Regions from separate parts of the Mus musculus genome. Here region 1 is linked to region 2. A link is a loop called in an ENCODE intact Hi-C map of the cell type or tissue named here. Cell type or tissue: heart. All regions are shown on one strand. Links, peaks and the distances in the headings refer to the core of each region. The heading gives the core; the rest is flanking DNA.

Evidence for each region. Peaks named below come from ENCODE experiments on the same cell type or tissue, not always from the same donor. Only the 100,000 strongest peaks of a DNase experiment are listed, where the experiment ranks them.
Region 1: it touches region 2 in a loop (1.8-fold over the local background); 2 of 42 quality-filtered maps call a loop at or near these places.

What each region holds. Positions count from the first base shown.
Region 1 is chr15:62,168,146-62,171,061 of GRCm38, reverse strand. All of the region lies in intron 1 of Pvt1 (Pvt1 oncogene), which reads right to left. Among named protein-coding and RNA genes, the nearest start is that of Pvt1, 130 kb to the right of the region's middle. In heart, for the core only: no CTCF peak of the experiment used is centred there; a DNase peak (open chromatin) is centred at 1,251.
Region 2 is chr15:62,228,511-62,231,426 of GRCm38, reverse strand. All of the region lies in intron 2 of Pvt1 (Pvt1 oncogene), which reads right to left. Among named protein-coding and RNA genes, the nearest start is that of Pvt1, 190 kb to the right of the region's middle. In heart, for the core only: no CTCF peak of the experiment used is centred there; a DNase peak (open chromatin) is centred at 1,356; H3K27ac peaks cover 972 bases.

The DNA of each region.
Region 1 (2,916 bases), core at 206-2,705, 60 kb after region 2:
ATCTTTGCTTTATAAGTTACTAAGCCTCAAGCACTTGGAGACTTAGACACTTACTGAAAAGGGGCTTGAAAAGAAATAAATAGACCAAGATGTTTGCTTTGTTTTAAATACAAAAGAGGGACAAAACAAAAACAAAAAACAAAAACAAGCAAATAAAAACCAATAACAACAACAACAACAAAACACCAAAGAAATGAACACATTACTGTGTGAGCCAGCACTGAGCACGAAGCAGTAATCAGTCCCACGCAGCATCATGTTTCTTCCCTGGCACACAGCAGTCACTCATTCCTTGCACATATTCCTGTTTTCAGAAGATAGATGGGCTAAATCTTACAGAGCTGTCCAACCTTTTGCTATTGCGATATGATAGTGTCATCTATGAAAGTAGTGAACTGCATTAACAGCTATCGTAAGACTCAAGTGGCCTATTGGCCACAGGTTAGACACACCTGGTTCCAAATGGCTAAACTAGTATCCTGGGTAACACCTAAGGGTGTCAAAGATTTGATCACTAATTGGTGAGGTCATATATCCTTGACTCCCCAGCACAGCTAAAAAAAAAAAAAAAAAGCCATCGAGGAAAAACACCCTCAAGAAATGCAACTCAGGCAGTGTGTGAAGCCTTTCCTCTGCACAGCGGTGACCTAAAGAGAATGGCAGGGACTGCTATCAGTCCCAGTTAGGGCTTAAGAAGCCAAGGCTCAGAAGAGCCATGAACAGAACATTGGGGCTCCACAGAGGAGAAGCTCGGAGGGGTAGGGGAAGGTATAGCTTCTACAAACTGGGAACTGGAAGACGGGATGCTCTCAGGTCAGTGAGGGCCACTATGATTCTATGGAGAAAGGCTATTTGTCCCAAGAACTCTGGTTTCTAAGCCAAGCTCCCTGAGCAGTAGGCACACATGGGGTCAGGGTAACATCATGTGCGAAGAATGGAGCAGATAACAGGTGTAAACATGGTCACTGGTGAAACTGAGGATTCGGTGAAGTGTGGGAGGAAGAAGGGTCCTAGAAGGTCGATGGTGCCGGTAGATTTCCCTGAACCATGAGAAGCCCGTCATCTCACTGTTGTCCACCTCAAACTTTCCTTTTCATACCTACCCTTGCATTCACCTTTCTTTTATAAGAACCTTCCTACCATAGGGGTGTCAAGTGATGAAGTCACCACCCAAAGTAGTTTCATTTCTCCAACCTCAAAACCCTCCTTTCCTGCCGCACACTCACAGCTTGTCACCCAGAACATCAAAGCCATTGCTTTCCGGAAAGCTTCTCTGATCACCTGGGTGACTTGTGGAGATAAAAACAACCTACCCCACACTAGAGATCATCTACTTCCTGCTATGTCTTGGTCAAGGCAAGAGCTGGAAAATGGGGCCAGAGTGTACCAACAAACACTTCCCAAAGAGTTGTAAGGTCCCAACCCAAAAGCACTTTCTACCAAGGGCTCTTGCCAAGGCAGACAGTTGTACCAAGCTATCTCTGTCTTTTTCAAATAGAAACTATAATGGTCTCATGTTCACTCTGTAGAGTCTCTACTTACTGAACTGTAATGACAGCTCATTTGCATACAGGAAAAGTAAGTCAAGCAGTTACACACACTCTGGGCTGTAGTTTTTGGTGACTCACAGAAGAAAGCGTATAGATTATTTCCATTCGGCTCCATCCTCCAATTACTTAAGTGATGGAAAGTCACAGAGCCAATGGGACCCCTGGGGAAGTTCCAAGCTACTGGGAATTCAAACAGTTAATGTAAGTTTAGCAGGGAGTTTCCCGTGGTGCACAGGTGCACCATCAGGTGGGCCGTGATGGAGAGTCCCACCCCTGAGACACCTCGCACCTCATCTCAAGAAATGATCTTCTAGAAAGACAAGGAAATACCGAGTCCCAGGGCCCATGATCCAGGAAGTCACATCTCCAGGTCTACTCTTCCAGGAAGCCAGTGTTGAACCTACCTCATATTATAAACTTCCTATTTGTAGCCATGGTGCACGACTCGTATAAGGAGCTCAGTAGTAGAACATTGTCCAAATAGTAACCACTTGCTGAATGAATAGTGCTTGGGTGAAAACATTCCCTAAATACTGATTGCTTATTTTGTGCTAGGTACCATGCATCCATCATTAAAAACAGTTGCTTGGTACAACCAACTGACACTCAGCTGCCAGCTTCTTTGGAGACAACTTTAGCTGAACAGGGTCAGACTCAAGTATCCTTCCAGGCAAAGCTACATTGTCACTGATCAACCGTCATGCCACCACAATTCAGGACAGTTCTCAAAGAGCATTCTAGTGTGGTCTATGCAGAGCTCTCTCTGAGGCTATGCTATGCTCAGACACCTTCACAGCTTGATGGCTCCTTCCAATCCTGATTCCTTCCATGCGTTTCACAATTGTTGATCCCAATGTACTCCAGAGTAAGCATCCTGCTTATTAACCTACACACTGATACCTGCCTCAGAGAAAAATTCAGCATGTAAGATGCAGGATCTCATGACCCATCTGTGGTGGCCCAGGCCTGTAACCCCAGCATTCAGGCAACTGAGATATGACGATTAGTAATTCAGGCTAGCCTGGGTTAGATGGAAAGTTACAGGCCAACGAGGGTAGTTTTTTATTTGTTTTTGTTTTGTTTTGTTTGTTTTTTTACTTTGTTTATTTGGGTTTTTGTTTTGTTTTGTTTTTAATGATGGATTCTCAAGGCTCTGTGTTATCACATAAAAGCTCTAGTAAGGCAGGTAACATCCCTATAGATGAGGAAACAATGCATCGACAAGAGTATGGGATTCAAGGCTCACAACTATGACTAATGAGCAGGAGCTATGAAAAAGGTTCAGATCTTCATGTTTGTTGCAGTGTGTGCCTAAGTCCTAGGCCATTAGAGTCATACATGGTCTATCTTTGTTCCCCCAGCACAC
Region 2 (2,916 bases), core at 238-2,737:
CCCCCCAAACCTGGGAATGAATACCAGGTTACATGGCAAATGGGTATTTAGGAGGCAAACCGAACTAAAGCTGTTGATTTGTTTAAAATAAGGAGATGATTCTGGATGATTCTGGTGGCCCCAGTTATGATCACGGGGGCTTCAAGGAAAGGAAGAAGAAAGGGCTGGGGTTGTAGTTCACTCAGTAGAGGGCTTCTTTATTATGTACAGAGACCTGAGCTTAATCTCCAGAACCAAATAACTGAGCATCGTGGTACACATCTGTAACCCCAACACTAGGGAGGTGGGGACAGGGAAACAAGAAATTCAAGGGCATATGATAACAACGCTTATTCTTCACCCTCCTGGCAGCTGGTCACCTGGGTGTTGGCTGATGTAAGCAGGGCTTGTGGAAAGGTATCTACATTACACTCCATCACCAAAGGCCCCTTCTTACTGTGACCGTGACAGAAGAGAAACCTTCCACACATTCCGTTCTCCAATTGGGTGATAAGACTATGCTTCCCATAGAGCACAAGAAGTCACATGGCTAAGTTCAAAGTCAAGGAAGGAAAGTACATTGTGTCCAACATACTATGCCAGCACGGAAAAGGTATGACTGCAGTCTTATGGGGGAAGGGTGTGTGTGTGTGCTGCATGCGGTATTGTAACCACCAGTTCAAGCAACCACAGGCAATCAGTACTGTCAATATCTCACAGTACAGATGAGGAGGCTAGAACAAAATGAATTATAATTTCACCTAAATCATACTACTAGTATATGAGTGAACTAGCATTAGAAGTTGTGATGGTCAGTCTTAATTGTCAACTTCATGAGACCTAGGAAAGCCAAGGAAATAGGCTTCTGGGTATATACAAGGAATTCTCTTGACTGGATTGCTTGAGGTTTATTGATCCATCCATTGTGGGTAGCACGCTTGGATTAGAAGCAAGGCCTGAATGAGAAGGAAGAACTACAGATTGGATAGACGCTTCACCATGCAAGTTCTCATTGCTGTGATTTCCCTACTTTGATGGACCGCAACTTGTGTTCTGAAATAAATGTTCTCTCTAGTAAATTAGTTTTGTCAGAGCATTTTTTTTAAACCAAAGCAATAAGAGAAGAAGCTAAGACAGAAGGCAAGTAGGGAGATTGAGAATGATGGCTAAGAATTTACTTCTGCTAATGAGTAGAGTTAAATCTGCATGACACTAAATGTTATTGAGTCTGCGCATTGAGTCGGTGCATTGCTCTGGGTGGCAAAGATTCTCAGAAGCAAAGGAACAATACTCCAAAAGAGGAAGCAAGCCAATGGAAAGGCAGCCAGCTTGAACTGTTGCTTTCAGTGAGGCCACAGTCTCCCTTCCAGGCCTGGGGCCAAGAAGGTTCCGTGACTTTCCAGGGATGATTGTACAGCAAGTCCAACATCCAGATAGAGTCAGCTCTCCGTGGCTATAACAGGGCCAAATGTGCTTCTTCCCCATCTCCAGGGGCTGAATCTTCTGCTAAGGCAGGCTGGCTTATAAGGCCAGCACCTCTCTTCCTTTGACAATGGGAGGTCAGAAGGAGGTAATGAGGTGTAGAAGAGTTGAGGAAGAGACAGAGTCGTGGACAGAGCTGTGCCTGGGCACTGGAAGGCAGTTTGAGAGAGAATGGAGCCCTGGAGTGAAGTAATCCTCAGAAGCAAGCCTTACTGAGAAACTCTGTTTCAGAGCACCCAGTTGGATTTCCTGGAAAGGATCAGAAGCCGTCTCTGGGGCCTCTTTAGAAAGCTCACAGGGCGGGAAAGCTGAGGGTAGGACTCAGCAGTATCTCCACATGAAAAAGCACCCACTGTCTGGAGGCTCAGAACGACCAGAGAACCCAAAATATGAAGAGACTTTGAATACTGTAGCTTGGGTCAGGAATCACCAAGATCTCTACATAACTTGGTCCTACAAAGAATGTCAGTGGCTACTGTGACTTAAGGTAATGACACCTTAAGGCTGAACCAAAGGACAGGGGCTTCCCTCTGAGTCTAACAGCAACTGGACTCTATTCCTTCTCCCTGTCAACAGGAATAAAGGTCATCCTATCCCTGGGAGCTTGCTCCCTTCCATCTACTCTTACCTGAGAAGAATATGGTAGCATTTTATTTAAACATGGAAACTTCCCCAACCGGTTTATGACAGTCCTAAACATCCTGTACCGGATAAATAGCATTGTTCCCACACTGGCCAAGGCTCAGTGAAGTTAGTTTGCTCACAATCACCAGCTAAAGAACTTACAGTTCAACTCAGGTCTGCCAGATTCCTAACCTCTACTTCCTTATGTTTTGCCAGGTTGCTATCTTTGCATCCAGGGCATAGACTGAAAGAGAGATGGGACCTTTGATTCATGGATGAGCAGGCGCTGCTGCTGACAGCCACTTAGAACATTGTAGAGGGCTTAAGAGCAAGCATCCCAGAGCCAATTGAGCTTCTGAATCTTGCTTTTACCATTGAGAAATCTAGACAGGAGGGTGGAACACAGCAGTTAACCTCTCTCCCTAAGATGCTTCATCTGAGAAATGAATTCTACAATATCAACTGTACCATGGCAGTCAGATGAGGATAAAATAATTTGGTGAGAAGGAAGAATTGATGACAGTTCCCAGCACATAGAACAAAAACAGTGCTATCGTGTCTTGTTTTGTTGCTATGACTGCAGTTTAAACATGATCTTGGTTCCGGGACTCAGCAGAACTTAGGAAATTAGTCTGAACAGGTTAGAGGGTGCGCCAGAGAACCGGACAGCTTCTGGGACGGGCGGAAGCACAGAGCCGCTGAGGCAGCAGCCTGGGCGGGCCGCAGACAACCGGCCACCATCCGGACCAGAGGACCAGAGGACAGGTGTCCGCCTGGCTTGGGAGGCGGCCTCAGCCTCAGCAGCAGTGGTCGCCATCTGGGTTCCGGGAC